2 separate regions of the Mus musculus genome follow, and region 2 is linked to region 1. Evidence: chromatin loops called from intact Hi-C (ENCODE). Cell type or tissue: heart. All regions are shown on one strand. Links, peaks and the distances in the headings refer to the core of each region. The heading gives the core; the rest is flanking DNA.

What was found. A loop is a pair of places that touch in the nucleus more often than their neighbours do. Peaks named below come from ENCODE experiments on the same cell type or tissue, not always from the same donor. Only the 100,000 strongest peaks of a DNase experiment are listed, where the experiment ranks them.
Region 2: a loop joins it to region 1, with 2.0 times the contacts of the local background. A loop is called at or near these places in 4 of 42 quality-filtered maps.

Annotation. Positions count from the first base shown.
Region 1 is chr6:93,146,374-93,154,563 of GRCm38, forward strand. No RefSeq gene overlaps it. Among named protein-coding and RNA genes, the nearest start is that of Gm38863, 44 kb to the right of the region's middle. In heart, for the core only: no CTCF peak of the experiment used is centred there; DNase peaks (open chromatin) are centred at 3,859 and 4,338; H3K27ac peaks cover 294 bases.
Region 2 is chr6:93,063,276-93,071,465 of GRCm38, forward strand. The region is part of intron 1 of 9530026P05Rik (RIKEN cDNA 9530026P05 gene); the gene reads left to right. Among named protein-coding and RNA genes, the nearest start is that of Adamts9, 120 kb to the left of the region's middle. In heart, for the core only: no CTCF peak of the experiment used is centred there; DNase peaks (open chromatin) are centred at 2,286 and 3,136; H3K27ac peaks cover 1,256 bases.

The DNA of each region.
Region 1 (8,190 bases), core at 2,880-5,379:
GTGCAATATAAATGGACTAATGTAGTAGTCAAAAGCATGATCAGTAACTAAACGAAGATCAACTGAGTATGGCTACTTCTATTCAAGCAAATCACACTTGTCTAGACACATTTATATCTCAACTCAAACTCATACTTCAAAATATGGGAAACTAAAATAATTATAATTTGATATGTGGTATTTACTTATTTGGGGTTTAATAAACCACTTAGTGCTGTGTCCAATATGTTTCTAAATCAACCGAAACAACATCTGTCAAGCAAAGGCTTTCACAAACTGTAAATAACCTTGTAGAAAGGAAAAGTACCTTAGAAATTCAAGTGTATCATATATCTATTCCCTATTGCAACTTCTCTTACTCATTTTTCATACAAAGCACAGATTACATTGTATATGCAGATGTATAAACGTCATGTCAAAATCTCACTGAGGTTAAGGGAGTGGGGAAGAATGGCTTCACAAGTTTCTTGTGAGTTGATAAAAACTGATGTAGAAGCAAACAATGAGAGGATGCTCAGTCAAGGGAGGGGCAAGGGCTGTCACTCCGCCTGGGATGGGAAGGAAACATGGCAGCTGGTAACTGCAAATGAATCTTCTCAACACTTGCTGGGCTGGAGTTTTACCTTAGCCCAATGCTAGTTTTTACTTTCTTTTCTACTTTCTGGAGTTTCCTCACAAGGAATTGGCTCATGGAAAGCTCCTTTCTGGATTTTCACATTGGAGCTGCTAGGCGAGACTGAAGCTTGTGTTAAGTTGACCATCCAGAAGTGAAGTGTCCATGTAGACACAGATCGCCCTTCCTACTCCCTTTGAAAAGAGGTACAGCCTGAGCAGAAGACAAAGGAACTAGAAAACCAGTGGGGGATGTGTGCATCCGGTAAGGCTAAGCACAGAGCCACAGACACACACTAAGGTGCCATGTGTAGGGACTGGTCATGATGCTCACTCTAGTGATTTGAGTGAAAATGGCTCCCACGGGCTCATAGGGAGGGACACTATTAGGAGGTGTCTTCTCATTGGAGGAAGTGTGTAGCCTTGTTGGAGGAAATGTGTCACTGCAGATGGGCTTTGAGCTTTCAGATGTTCAAACCAGTCTCTCTCTCTCTCTCTCTCTCTCTCTCTCTCTCTCTCTCTCTCTCTCTCTCTCTCTCTTCCTGATGTCTCTCAATCCAGACATAGAACTCTTAGCTCCAGCATCATGTCTGCCTGCATACTACCATGATGATAAGGAAATATACCTCTGAACCTGTAAGCCAGCCTCAATTAAATGTTTTCCCATATAAGAGTTGCCCATGATCATGATGTCTCTTCACAGCAATAAAACCCTAAATAAGACATTTACAGTTTGTGGTGGCTTCCTTTTAATTTTTCTTTTTCTTTTCTTTTCTTTTTTGAGTCTGGTTCTCCTTTAGCTCGGGCTAGCTTCTAACTCAGTATATGGCTAAGAATGAATTCTGACCCCCCCTGACTTCATAATGCTGGGATTTTAGGCATGTGCCATTGACCTAAATTATTCATGACAGGGAACTGAACTCAGGGTCTTGTGCATGCTAGGCTAGCACTCTACCAAATGAGCTATAGCCCCAGCTCTCATTTTCTTACTTTCAAAATAAATTATTGGTAAAAAGGAATACTGTAGGCAGATCCCATCCTAAACAATATGGCACTATCTCTAACCCACCATCCACATCTTCAGCGAGTACATCACAGACATCTGTTAGAATTTCATAGTTTTGATCAAGGCTTTGAATCTCCTGATGTATTCTAATCTGCACTATATTGATAAGAGTTAAGCTATTGACCTGTGCTTGGCACCTTACGTGAGCTATATCATCAGATTATCAGGAAAAAAGACTCAACCCCTAGGGTTCCTAAAGGATTGGCAATAAGAGTGAGGGATGAAACCATTGTGCATTCTCCACGACTAGAAACTATAGACATACTGAGTCCAAAGCAAAATTTTACATGAAGTCAGTCCATTAGGTGGAACCACATGAAAGTCTGGTTTTTGTAGGTCAAAATGGTTGACTGGTGGGCAACATTACAAGATTGATACTAACATTTAGCTAGCATGTCAGCTGCCTTTAATGGAAAGGCAGTATCTTTATTTATTTGTTACCTTTATTAAATGATTGGCATTGATGATTTTTTCACCATCCTTTTCCCATTTGAAGAATAAACAAATTTTAAACTGTAAACAAAACGATGTACACCTATTTTGTTTGACGACCTCAAAACAACAGAAGCATTTTGTTGTTTTTCAAAGGAAAGTTGGAGCACTGAGATGTGGCTAACACAATTTTCAAGACTTTGCTTAATTTTACCTTTTTTTAGTTCCTTGTAGATTTTACAACAATCTCTGGTAGAACTGGCCCACAATGAGCTGAATGTCCATCTTTTTTTAAAATTAGATATTTTCTTCATTTATATTTCAAATGCTATCCCCTTTCCTAGTTTCCCCTCTGAAAATCTCCTATCCCCTGCCCCCTCCCCCTGCTCCCCAACCCACCCATTCCCTCATCCTGGCCCTGGCATTCCTTTATACTGGGGCATAGAACCTTCACAGGACCAAGGGCCTCTCCTCCCATTGATTCGGCCGACTCAGCCATGCTCTGCTACTAGAGCACCAGCTAGCTAGAGCCACAAGTCCCTCTGTGTGTTTTCTTTGATTGGTGGTTTAGCCCCAGGGAGCTCTGGGGGTACTGGTTAGTTCATATTGTTGTTCCTCCTAGAGGACTGCAAACCCCTTCAGCTCCTTAGGTACTTTCTCTAGCTCCTTCATTGGGGACCCTGTGCTCCGTCCAATGGATGGCTGTGAGCATCCACTTCTGTATTTGTCAGGCACTGGCAGAGCCTCTCAGGAGACAGCTATATCAGGCTCCTATCAGCAAAATCTTTTTGCATTAGTGTCTGGGTTTGGTGGTTGTTTATGGGATGGATCCCCAGGTATTCATCTTAGTGGTCAAAAAGACATGCAGGGGCAGGAGTGGGAGGAGTGGGCTCCATCCCCTTTCCACAGCTAACTCAGTGCACTGAATCTGGGCTAGGATTCCAAGGAAAACTCCAAACCCAATTCCTGTGTTAGAAAGTGAGTAAGTGAGTAAACTAGATATGGAAGCTGTCATGATGAGAAAGAGAGAGAGGGAGAGAGAGAAAGAGAGAGAGAGGAAGAAGGAGGAGGAGGAAGATTAGAAGTGGGTGGAAGAGAAAAGAGAAGATAAAGAGTACCAGAAGGACTGAGAAGGGGAAGAGCTGAGCGAGCCAAGGGAGGGGACCAGAGAGAAGTCACAAGGAAAGTTAGGGGAAAGGAGAGGGCTTAGCTTCCAGGCAGGATTCACACACAGGTCACCTAGAGAGGAGGAGGAGAGTAGATGCTTCTTGCTTTTAAGTTATAACTTATTCCTTCTATCCTTCCAGAAGAACTTAGAGTGTCTAGGAAAGAAAGGGGCAGGAACATTCTCTCAGAAATGCTTTCAGAGAGAAAATGTTTAATTTCTACTTCTTATTCTGTTCCCAGTGACATATAACAACTCAGATAAAACTAAATTAGGCAACAGATTAATAACAAAATGGAAGGAAAGAAGGCAGAAGGGGAGGAGAGAAGGAGGGAAGGAAGGAAGGGCAGAAGAATGGAAGGAGGGAAGGCAGACAGGCAGGCAGGCAGGCAGGCAGGCAGGCCAGCTAGCCATGCTTTTCTCCCTAACAGCCTCGCCAGTCATTTTGGGGACTAATGCATCTGTTAATTCTAATCCTTCTGGAAAGGAACACAAACAGGACGTGTCCTGGAAACGTTGTTTGACATGTGGATTAGGCAATGTTGACAAACAGAACAGTCTGTCAGATACCTCCTCAAACCCCTAACACCTGGAGAAATGGGCCCCACACTCATGTCATGCCCTGCCCCCACCCCCAGGATCGGTGTCTCATCTCCTGGCATATGTAGACCTGTCACACTTTTTTGAAAGGACAACAAAAAAAGAGGACTCCCATGTCACTTCTCAGGTCACTTTCTTCTTTACATGCCACTGCAGTAAGCAATTCCCAGACAACCAGCTATCAGCTATTGTAATGACTCCAGTAAACAAATACAATAAATAGTAAACAATCCATCTCCTCTGAATCCTGTTCTCAGGCCCCTTCTCCTAGAACCACTTTCCTCTCTCCAGAAGCAACTTTGAGGGCCAAAGATAAGGATATTATTTGCACACATGCCAGATCACTGGCAGTGTGTGTTTTCAAACTGCCAAAAAAAAATGTGAAAAGGAAGTGTGTTGAATTCAGCTTCCTATGAATTGGCTTCAACTGGATGTCAGACACATTCTCCCTGGCATCTGCAGTCAGAGCAGAGAGACAGCTGTGAAAAGCATCGTCCAGCCAAAACGTGATTTCAAAAAGGTCATTTGATCACATGATTTATTTATATTGTTTCTCCATGGTACAAAGTGTTCTGATTCATATGCAGGACCCAGAGAGGGAGGATTAGAAAGAAAAAGAAAAAAGAAAAAGAAACCCTAAGGCCCATGACTCAGGGGCCCTGCAGAGGCCAAGGGGATGGCTTGGCTGCATTTTGAAGGCTTTTTGAAGCCTTCGACCCAAACCATGTTCTTCCGCATCAATCAAATTTAAAAAAGGATGCCATATCATGATAGGATTGATCTCTTTCCATACCCTCTGAAGCTTCATAAGAAACATGATTAGAGGCGGGCCTTGCTGTTACTCAGCAAGAACAATCACCATAGTCTTCTTCATTCAGAAGAGAAAACCAGGGGTCAACTTAATCACATTTCTAATGCTTTATCTTCTCCACATGGTGTGCGCCAACTTGAAGAGTTTGAGCTTTCTCTCTTGTCTTTTCTCTCCCAATGAGGCCTTGTCAATCCCATTCTAAGTAGACCTAGAGGATTTCCTAGGAAGGTTGGAACAGATGGTTTGTTTATATTCCCTTGGCTTTATCATTGCTTCCTAGATACAGGACTGGGGCTTTTAACCCCATGTTTATTTTTTTTAATTAGGTATTTTCCTCATTTATATTTCCAATGCTATCCCAAAAGTCCCCCGTACCCTCACCCCCAACCCCCTACCCACCCACTCCCATTTTTTGGCCCTGGCATTCCCCTGTACTGGGGCAAAGTTTGCGTGTCCAATGAGCCTCTCTTTCCAGTGATGGCCGACTAGGCCATCTTTTGATACATATGCAGCTAGAGTCAAGAGCTCCGGGGTACTGGTTAGTTCATAATGTTGTTCCACCGATAGGGTTGCAGATCCCTTTAGCTCCTTGTAACCCCATGTTTATAATGTTGACAGGTAGAATTTATTGGATGAATATTTCTTTGACCATATATATTATTTAACCTCTCTCTGATATGAAGTCCAAGCTAAATATTCTGATGTTGTTTGGTTGGTTTTTTTTTTGTTTGTTTGTTTGTTTGTTTATCTTTCTACTAAATCCCTATTCCAGATCATTTTCTCTTAGCTGTCCTTAGAGATGGAAGTCAGGAGTTTGAAAATGTCTTCTGAGCATTACCAATACTCAAAGAAAAGAAGAGTCAGATCTATTGAGAACGAAAAGAATGTAACATTGGTCACGCAATACAACCAGTGCTAAGCACCTTTTCTTCTTTTTCCCCCTTCCCCTTCCCCTTCCCCTTCCCCTTCCCCCTTCCCCTTCCCCTTCCCCCTTCCCCCTCCCCCCTCCCCCTCCCCCTCCCCCTCCCCCTCCCCCTCCCCCTCTTCTTCTTCTTCTTCTTCTTCTTCTTCTTCTTCTTCTTCTTCGTCTTCTTCGTCTTCTTCGTCTTCTTCGTCTTCTTCGTCTTCTTCGTCTTCTTCGTCTTCTTCGTCTTCTTCATCTTCAGAAGTGGCTCACTAGGAAAGACATGAAGCACAGAGTATATTCAGTGATAATATCTGTGGATATGGTTGACTGATTTGTCTCTTGGTTGCTGGAATCTGACATTTCCACAAAATTTGACTTGAGAATGACTTAAGACTTAAAGCTCCTGAATCTACAGCAGTGGCACCCAGTTGGTTTCCAGGGACTCAGTAATTTCTCTGTAGTTTTCCTTAAAGAAGCATTATTTAAACTAAGACGGCCTTTTCTCCTGAAGTTGGAAAAAATTAAAAGTCAAGTATCAATACTATGTGAAACAATTCTCTGATGTGCTGAGTTTTATGTCTCTCCAAAACTGTGTCATTCCTGACAGGGCTGGTTTTGAGAGGGTATGTCTCTGGTCAAAGGCATATGACATTGGCCTTTCTGGACAAACCCTGGACTTTGATGTTGAAATTCAGTCCATTTTGCTTTTCTTTGCTCTGGGTCAGAAAAGAGAGTCCTAAGTTGTGAGAAGTCACATTCAGAATTAGGAAGACCATCTGAATCATTAGAATAGAAATAAGAGTGTAGGACCAGAAAAGTAGAAAAATTACCTGAAACTTAAAATAAGGCATTGGGGCTCTTCAAATTTATGTCAAGAGTTCTAACCGAGACTGTAAACATGTAGAAAACAAACAGTGCAATAGTCTCTTATTTGGACACCTGTGTATTTGCATACTTTGTGAAATAAATGAGTGTCAAAACACGGGGCAGAACCAGAGAACTGTGAGCTGGCTACTTCATTAGCCAGACCAGCTTTCATTGAGCTGCTCACTGTCATTCAGTAACTAAGTCATGCTGGATCAAGTCCAAAGCCAATGTCTTCCTTTTATGGATAGTGAGGCTTCTCTACTACAGTCAGAGCATTCTTTGTCAATTAATTATAATCCTATTAATACAGCATGCCACTAACTAATGGATTCATAAAATAATAAGACGGTACATATGCCCATCGTTTTAGTCTAGAAATAAATTCCCACTAGTCTTAACTCCTTAACCTCAAAGACAGAATATTATCATCTTCATTTTACAAACAATTTCTTCACTCTCTAAAACTCAAAGCTTAGATAGGAACTTAAGTCTTTGTTGAGGTGGACAGTGGGGTTCAACACACCTAGAGTTTAGTCTGTGGGTAGTTCTTGTACTTGCTAGATGAGTGATCTTGGGTGAATCATTTAAACTTTTCTCAGGGGAACACAGGACTGGCGCTGTGTAATGAGCATCAAAGAGAGCTTTTGTTGACAGCTCTAACACGTTGGCTGGGTCACAGTAATTACACAATAAACTGTTTATTATAACTCAGGAACCACGCTCATGAACAAGAGCAATAAACTCATTGTTTGGTTCCATTGTCTTGGTTGTGCGGGAATGATAGCCAGTCTGGTTTTATGGTATAGTTGACACATGTCTCCAGAAGCCTTTTTTAAAAAGTGAGTGGAGCTTAAAATATTGAAGAAAAAAAAATCCTCAAGGCTGTTTGAAAGCAGTCAGAACTCCTGCTTTAACTTTCTTTCCTTCTCTGGGACCTCTTACGACTTCCACCGAAGTTTTCTTAACCTTCCAGGGAAGTCATCAATGGGAAGTCATCAACATATGAGAGCCATGTGAAAGAGGAGGATTATAGAAACCAGCCTCACAGGCTGCCAGGCCTGGAAATGGATTCCAAACTCCGAATCCTTGGGCTTTAGGTCCCATTCGGATACAGCAAATCTGGGGCAGAACAATAAGCAGGTAAGCTTCGAGCAAAGCCAAGGCGAACTTAATCGTTGGGATCCCATGCTGAAAATGCATTGAAAAGAGACAAGGCCAGCTCTGTACAAGGAGAGGAGAGGAGGCTGGGAAGCCAGCAAGGAGGAGCACTGCAAAGGCCCTGAAAGAGCTGGGAACACAGACCAGGGACACATTCCTAAAACACAGTTACCTGATCTATTCTAAATGAGATGTGCCAGGTCCTCTAGAAGGCATGTTTTTTTCCTACCACCCCACTCTTTTCCTCTTCTCTTTTTGAAATAACCCTACTACATAAATAGTGCTGTCCCACCCACAACCCCTTTACCGCAAAGAATATATACTTTTCTTCTTGCCTTCTTTTTGTATTATGAGCCGATTCCCTGTATAAAGACCCTTTTAGGAATTTTGCTGGTAAACTATGAAATCCAGTGACCTCCTAGGATCGCCTTAGCTGAAACCCACCCAGAGCATGAATAACACTAAATTCCAGCCTTGGAGAACAGCTCATCTCCTAATGTCCTTGATGGGGGACTGGGATGAGAACCTTTTCCAGGGGCTTTCTCCTGAGATTTACTCCTCACCTCCTGGGC
Region 2 (8,190 bases), core at 2,168-4,667, 84 kb before region 1:
ATTTCAAGTGATGCTTTTGTAAGGTAGAGAAGCAGAAAACTAACTGTAATTCGTTAAGTTGGCGTGGGCTATGGGCAGCATTGGTATTCATGACAATTGTATCCAGACAAATTTATAGTCATATAATTAGTGTTTCTCTTGAAATAAATGATCTCCTGGTTTTCCCCCCAGCAACTTTGGAGGTCCCACTCACAGTTTAGTTATAACATTCACAAATTCACTATTAAAAGATGGATCAAATATTTTTCTCTTTATTTACATTTCTGGAACAGAACATACCTAATCTGTCTAGGAAAGTAATATGTAAGATGTGCTCCCATTTAGCTGTCCTGAGACATGGAGGCTGGGTGGAACCTCACTCTGTACAAGTCATAGAACACGAGGGTCTGACCTGAATGCCCTTGTCACGCCCCGAAGAGAGAAGCCTTCTTAAACATCCTCACGACTCAGCGTAGTCATCCATAAACCGCAACTAACGACAGTTTCCACCCTCTAAGACTGTTCTGGAGGACAAAGGAGGAATCCCTACAGAGTGTGCCAACTACAAAGCAACAACAAAAACTCCTTGCAAACAGTGATAAGCAATCCAGGGCCTTTGGCTCCTGGAGAAAGCAAGGCTGAGTCCATTTAGGTGCTCATTAAATTAGTTCCTGACTGTCCACGGATGCAAAAGTGGGGTTAATCCTGTTACAGATGTATTCCTAGCTAAGTCTGTCCAAGAGGCCAGTTTCACTGAGACGAAGGGAAATGGAGAGGTCAGGGGCCATGTGAAATGTTACAGAATTGAGCACACTACTCCTTTTTATTTGGCTCTACATCTGCTGTGACAGGGTCAGTGATAATAATTTTCAATCTCTACTCTGTGTACCTTAAAAGTTCCATTTCCCAAGCAAGTATCTGCACTGGGAGATCATCAGTAGACAACATGATTCCCAAGTAGTTGCTTGTGGTGTGTGTGTGTGTGTGTGTGTGTGTGTGTGTGTGTGTGTGTGTGTTGTGTGTGTGTGTGAGATGATGATACCCATTTTTTATCAACAGTTAACTTGAGGTACAGCAGACAGATTCAGGATTGCTCCTTGCCTCCTCCCATGCCTCTTTCTCCTATTATACAACTTTGTAAGATCCCAGTGATATGAGAAATCTACGTCTCGGATTCTGTATTATGGAAAGTGAGTGAGGAGTTACTGCGTCTGTGTATCTGTCAGCAAGCTTCTGACCCTCTGGGTTTCAGCTCTGGATCATGTTCCTTGTGTTATTGCTCTCTGCTCTCTGCCTCTGCATCAGTGCTGTCCTGACCTTGGCAGCCCGTACAGAGTGCTGACCAGGAGGCAGCCAGACTCGTTCGTCTATGCTCTCATGTTAGAGCTCTACTTGTATTTCTGGATTATAGTTTTATACTTTAAAAAGATGGAGGAGGAGGAGGATATCTAGATCTCGTCAAACCCAGGGTGCTCTGAATATCATTTTATCATGAATTTGATGTGCTTTAATTTTGCAGAATAAGCTTCCTTTGCCAAAGGTAGACTACAAACCCTGCAACAGCCTGTTCCCTTACATTTTTGTGTATCCATCAAAAATATGGATGGGTATCCTAGAAAGTATGCTTGAAATGATTATGGAAGGAGAGGCCCAGGAAGATGGGAAAACAACAGTCTGGTGTTGGGGAGATGTTATCTAGAGTGACACCAGGCAGGCATAAACCACCTGATCGTAGACTTGATGATGAGAGCAGATTTGAAATCAACTTGCACTTTTAACTGTCCATTCCAACAAACCAGTCCAACTCTCAACTGCTTGTGTAGCAAATGAGATAATGCTTATCTCGGCATTCTTGAAATTTTGTTTATTTAAAATAAACAAAACCTGCCTAAATCAGGAACAGTTTTATGACCTGTTCTCTTCTATTCGGTTGTTAAGTGTTCTGGATGAAGGGGCACAGGGCATGGAACACCATTGAAATTTACCACCCTAAAATCCCAAGATCTGAAGAAACATGCATGAGATATGTGTTTGATAAATGAACATTGAAACTGTGTGTGTTGAAACCTTCATTAAAGCAAGGATTTTGAAGTATGGCTTCTGACTCTTTCTCCAGGACTTTGGGCATTTGGGTCAAAAGTGCATCATCATTAATGCGGTCTTCGTTGCTATTGAAAATGGATTCTGTTTACATCAGTCCTATTTACAGCATCGTTCCCGGGACTCAAATAAAACAAGGCTCTCCCACCCACTAGTTTGCAAGTTGTGCAAAGTACAGCCTTCTATTGTGACATGTATCCTGGCAGTTTGCCACTGTCTGGCCTACCCTACTGCAGGGTCAGAATCCCCCGCTGTATCCTGTAAAATCGCTGAACTCTTGGGAAAGTACTAAGAGACTGGAAGAAGCATTCAGCATCTCTCTTGAGATGAGTAAATTACATGGAAGGCTATGGGTATTTTATGATCTGTTATAGATGGAGAATTCAAGGTGCAGTTTGCCTTTTTTTTTTCTCTTTACTTAAAGCAAGAAAAGCTTAGCAGTGAAACTCATTTTCCATGACTCCCAAATGGTTTCACAATAAATCTGTGAACTTAATCAGCTTCTTCTGTTGAGGAAACCTCCTCTAATTGTGTTCTTGTGTGAAATAGACACGATGACAAAAAATACTCCAACTCTCAAAGAAAGTGTGGATCACTGTAATCTGGGGAATAACAGTCTCAGTGTCCAGTGAAGAGGAGCCAAGATCGTGCTGTCTCTGGTAGTATTTCTTTTCTAGATAATTGTCAGGCTCTTCTTTCTTGGTCAACAGTATGACAACGAATATCCTGAATTAAGTGTCTCTGGGACATAATGGTGTAGTAACTAGGAGCACTGCCAACTAGATTTCTAGAAATTCCCACAAGACTCCTGCAGAGCCACAAGGCACTATAACAGCAAATGAACACAGAGATGAAACACAGAACCTGAACGCCTTGCTTTCATCTCTTTTCCTGGTCTCTAGAAGCCAATGCCTGTCTTTCTTTCCCTTTCCTCCATGCCAAGTATGGCGGGTGCAGAGGGGACATGCCCGGAATGTTAGCACAGCTGATTACTGTCAGCTAGCAAAGCAATCTGGTGGAAAGAAGACAACAAGGACTCCGTGCGCTTGCTTCTTCCTGTTCCTCGGTTCTTGGGCAGTGACCTTCAGAGCTGCCGGGGTTTGTGGGAGCCGGTGGGTGTGGTCTGAGAGGGAGAGTCTACAATTGGAAGCTGACCTTTCGGAGTCTAGATTTTTTTCCGTCCTGGAAAATAAGAACTAAGCATAGAAATTGAATTAGAAGTGGAAGGATTTCCCAAGGCTCTCATTTGTCCCAGCTGCATCCACAGAGCCCACTTTTGCCTTGCTCCTCTCATTCCCAGCTAGGATTCCTGCCTGTCCCTCCTTACTCCGGGCTGGGTGCTGAGGTCAGCAGAAGCACCTTTGAGACAAACACACAAACTAAGCTGTCGTCAGCAGACCCAGCCTCAAAATTGGAGGAGGAATTGTGAAAACATCGTTTCCCTGCAAATCGGACACCCTCCTCACTCCCACAACAAAAGAACTAGTGTTTCTAAATGCTCTTGCCGCAGGCCCTCACCCGCCTGTGAATAGGGGCACGGAGGGGACAGAAACACCATAAAATCCTAGGTTCTCTCCACTCAGCCTCAAGCTGTGGTTTCCTATTTCCTCCCACTGGACAGCTTCAGTATTAATTGCTCCCAAAACCAACAGTAAAATTTCACTACCGCTCCTAGCAGGCAAAAAAACCCTCAGGTCTTCTGGGAAATTCGGAGCAGGGCTTGGTGACCCTGGCATCTCCCTCCTGTATACACACTAGCAGTGGGGGGTTCCAGACAGGTCTTTGGTTTGGGGCACAGGCTCTCAGCAAAGAGTAGTCCAAAGCTGCACATGAGAATTCACTAGAAATGCAAATTTTCAGCTCAACAGAAGCCCCAGGACTTGGCTGCCTCCTTAGTTTGTTGAAGGAAAAAAAAAAACCTGTAAGTGATTTCAGTTCACTTAAATCATTAGGATTAGCGATCGAGGCTAGGCATTTATTTTGTCAGAATACTGCAGACTTTTATTGTTGTCTGTGTGGTCTTTGGCGTACTTCCTTTAGTTTCTGTCTGGCAGGCTCTTAGTCTTTAAGTCCTTCTGAAAATACCCTCTATAAGTAAGTCTCCATCACCCTCCCAACCTAAGGAATAGAATGTCCTCTTATGTGTGTTATGACATTTGGAGCATCTTACTAATATATTTTGTTAAAACTATATCAAGTTCCTCGGTTCTGTTCCAGGTTCAGAAATAAGAACATGCTTACATCAGCAAATGCTTTGTGTAGACTATTGTGGGACTGTCGTTTTGTTTCTGGTGATGCCAAAATAAGATTTTTAAATTGATTAAAGAAATCAAAATTTAAGATCATATCCCAGGCTTCAGACCTCACCTCTGACATGTGCTGGCCTTAGGTAGTGATTTGACCACTTTAATTGTCAAGTATAATGAGGACATGGGTGCTTCTTGTGTTTACCCCAGTGTGACTGGATGGCTGAAGGAGTAGTCCAGCTAGCACGGTAGCTGACCTGTGAAAGTTGGTTGCTACTGGTAATGTTATTCTTTTCGTCTTCATCCTCACTAGAATGTTGTTAGCAGTGTTCACTGTGCCTGGAATAGAGAACACAGGCAAAAGCATCTGTGAAAAAAATCTTTGGAAAGATCAAGGTCGTGGCCTTATCTCTTATAGTTCCTGAAATGGAGGCAGATTTGAGGAAGTAGGCACTCACTGTAGGCAAATTTGACTTTTCATAATGTGCTTCGTGAAACAGACTGAAAGGTGTTGATGACTTCCAAATTTCCTTTCTCAACTGTTCAGGACCCATCACTGCCTCCGGGACATCATGTAAATTTGTCATATAAAATGGCCATTAGAGCAAGGATCAAAGCTTTGACAGTGAGTCAGAGTCACCTTCTTGTTGAAGTCATGAAGACTAAGGTGAAGCACAGGGGTGGTAGAAAGCATATTTCAGTAGCAGACCCAATAATTTTTTTTTAAAAAAATAACCCTTAAGTAGCTTAAGATAAAAAAACAGACAAACCTGAAATAGGTTTTCTGATTAAAAAATATCTCATTTTGTAGGAAGCCACCCTCACATTCGCCGTTGCAAGATGGCGCTGACATCCTGTGTTCTAAGTGGTAAACAAATAATCTGCGCATGTGCCAAGGGTAGTTTTCCACTACATGTGCTCTGCCTTCCCCGTGACGACAACTCGGCCGATGGGCTGCAGCCAATCAGGGAGTAATACGTCCTAGGCGGAGAATAATTCTCCTTAAAAAGGGACGGGGTTTCGCCATTCACGCTCTTGCTTTTGCTCTCTTGAGCTCTTGCGCTCTAGCTCCTAAAGATGTAAGCAATAGAGCTCTCTCGCTCTTGCGCTCTGGCTCTGGCTCCTAAAGATGTAAGCAATAGAGCTCTTGCTCTCTTGCTCTCTTGCTCCTGAAGATGTAAGCAATAAAGTTTTGCCGCAGAAGATTCCGGTTTGTTGTGTTCTTCCTGGCCGGTCGCGAGAACGCGTGTAAGACCATTTAACCTCATAACCTTGAAAATGTAGTGAGATGGATAGCCACGCTCTCTGTAAGTCATCTTTGCAGATCAGTTCCAGCTCAGACTCTTTGCCCTTTCTCTTCTCCTCCTGATCCTCTCTGATCTCCTTCTGCCACTTTTCATCAGCATTTGTTTTGTTTCTCTGGGTGTGTAAGCATGCCAGCTTATGCACAATTGTGTGGACTTAGGTCAACAATGGCTGTCCTCCTCAATCCGTTTTTATTTTTTGAGAGAGGGTCTCTCACTTAACGTGGAACTCACTGATTTGGCTAGACTGGCTGGCCAGCAAGCCCCAGTAATAACGTCTTCTGTCATTAAAGGTGTGCCCTGCCATTCCCGGTTCTGTATGTATATAGTTTTAGTGGTTGGGCCAAGTCCTTAGTCATTATACTTACATAGCATAAGTATATAGAGTGTATACACTTAAATAAATATATATAGAACTCATTATATAGCTCATTACCAACCCAACCATTTCTGCCTACTGCCATTCATCATTCTAGAAAACCAGAAAAGAAAAGAGAGAGAGTTACCAATCAACACATCTCAAAATTTGCTTCTGTCTCACAAACCCTAAAATCTTTACAAAATATAACAAAGGGATATTGTGCACATATTTTTATGACACAGAAGCCAAGTTCTGATAATAAAATATAATCTTGCAACCAGAACTAGTAGTATTAAGCCAAGATTCAGGTTTGAAATTGTGCTCTTTGGTGTGTATAGAGATGAGGGAGAAAGCCCTTGGCTCATCTGGTTAGAATGCACTGTCAGAATAGCTTGGATTTCAGTTAGGATCTCCATCTTTTAGTATAACCCAGGTTTTTTCTTCTAAGTCTGTCCATGACTGAGATGCCAGGGGAACCTAAATGAAGAGTTAGAAGACTTGGTGGCATAAGACTATAAACCACCCAAGGCTGATTCTGAAAACCCAACAGCTCTTAGAGCAGGCAACTCTCATATGTGTCTGTAGGAGAGGAGAAAGAGAGAGGCAGAAGGAGAGAAGCAGAGAGGGAGGGGAAGGGGAGGGAGAGAGAGGAAGACCCAGCAAGTAACAGCTCTTTGAAGAGCCAGCAGTTTGGGCAGTGCTGTGCTGATTGCCAGTCAGTCCTGTCCCATTAGCTTCAGCCAGCCAATGTACCTTGAGAGGACCCCAGAGCTGAAATGTAGCTTGGCATCTGGCTAGGCCTGTGACTTCCCTGGGGATCAGGGAGCTCTGTGGCAAGGAGGATGCCAATGCCAGTCCCTCACAATGTGGGGAGATTAAGCACGAGAAAATGGAGTCTTCACCAAGTCTCTGGCTGAACTTTAGCATATACATGTGGCGATAAATCCTAAAGCCAATATCCTTCTTACTACAGAGAAAACTAGGTGCCCCTGGGGGGCCACACAGGCAGCAGGAAGCTGTTTGCTTGTTTGTTTGTTTGTTTAAAAATTCCTTTGTGTTGTTCAAGGTCGGCTTTGGTGCTAGTAAGGAAGAGACTTTGTTGTGTTTTCTCTCTGAAGTTGCAATACACAAGCAGGCATTCAGACTTGGCAACACTAAAGCATGGTTTGATGATGCTTATTCAGGAGTGGGAATGGATGGTGTGACTCCAGTCTCCAAAAATTATTCAACCGAGGCTAAACTAGTCTTTTGGAACAAAGTATATATATATATATATATATATATATATATATATATATATATATATATATGTGTGTGTGTGTGTGTGTGTGTGTGTGTGTGTGTGTGTGTGTGTGTGTGTGTGTGTATAGAGAGAGAGAAAGAGAGAGAGAGAGGAGTGGAAACAATACAAAGAATCAGTTGGGGCTGGGTAACGGCCATGTTGGTATAACGTCAGTCTTTGGAGTGGGATGGACCTGGAATTACAGGAGGGAGGGTTGCTGCATGAGGGGATTAGAGAGTCGCCTTCTGTTTCCTGCTTTTCTTCCTCACTTCTGTCCTTCATCTTTTCTCTCTCTTTTCCCTGGAGTTTTCTTGTCTCTCTCTACCAAATTGGTGAGGAAGAAGAGAAGCAAGAGTCCGTGCTTCTAACATAAAAGTTACCTCAGGACTTTGCTAAAAATATAAGCTTTCAACTCTGTAGGTTTGAAGTCAGAGCCGAAATCTGTATTTCAACATGCCCTGGTGGGTTGCTGGTCCCGATCTACACACAGACCACACTTGAGTCACAAGTGCTAGAGGAAGTTCAGATAAAGTTATAATGGAGTAGAGCTATGCCGTGCCAAGCTAGTAAATTGGTTATTTCATTCATTCTTTCAATAAGTACTTATTGAAACCTGCTTTATGCCGGGCCCAGAGCCAGCACTGGGCATATAATAGGGAGCAAAAGAGGCTCTATGTCTGTCTTCATTGAATTTGAGCCTAGTGGGTATGGTGAACTTTAATCACATGTATAACAAGATACGGCACTGCTGTTACTATATGTCTAATGAAGAAAGGGTATAGGGATTAATGAGGTCGAAAATGGGCACCCTTCCCTGGATGGCCATAAAAGTGTCCCTGGAGGAGTGATATTGAGCTGAGATAAGATCCTAATGAAAGGTCTTTGTTTTTTTTTTTTTTTTATCATATTGATCGATTG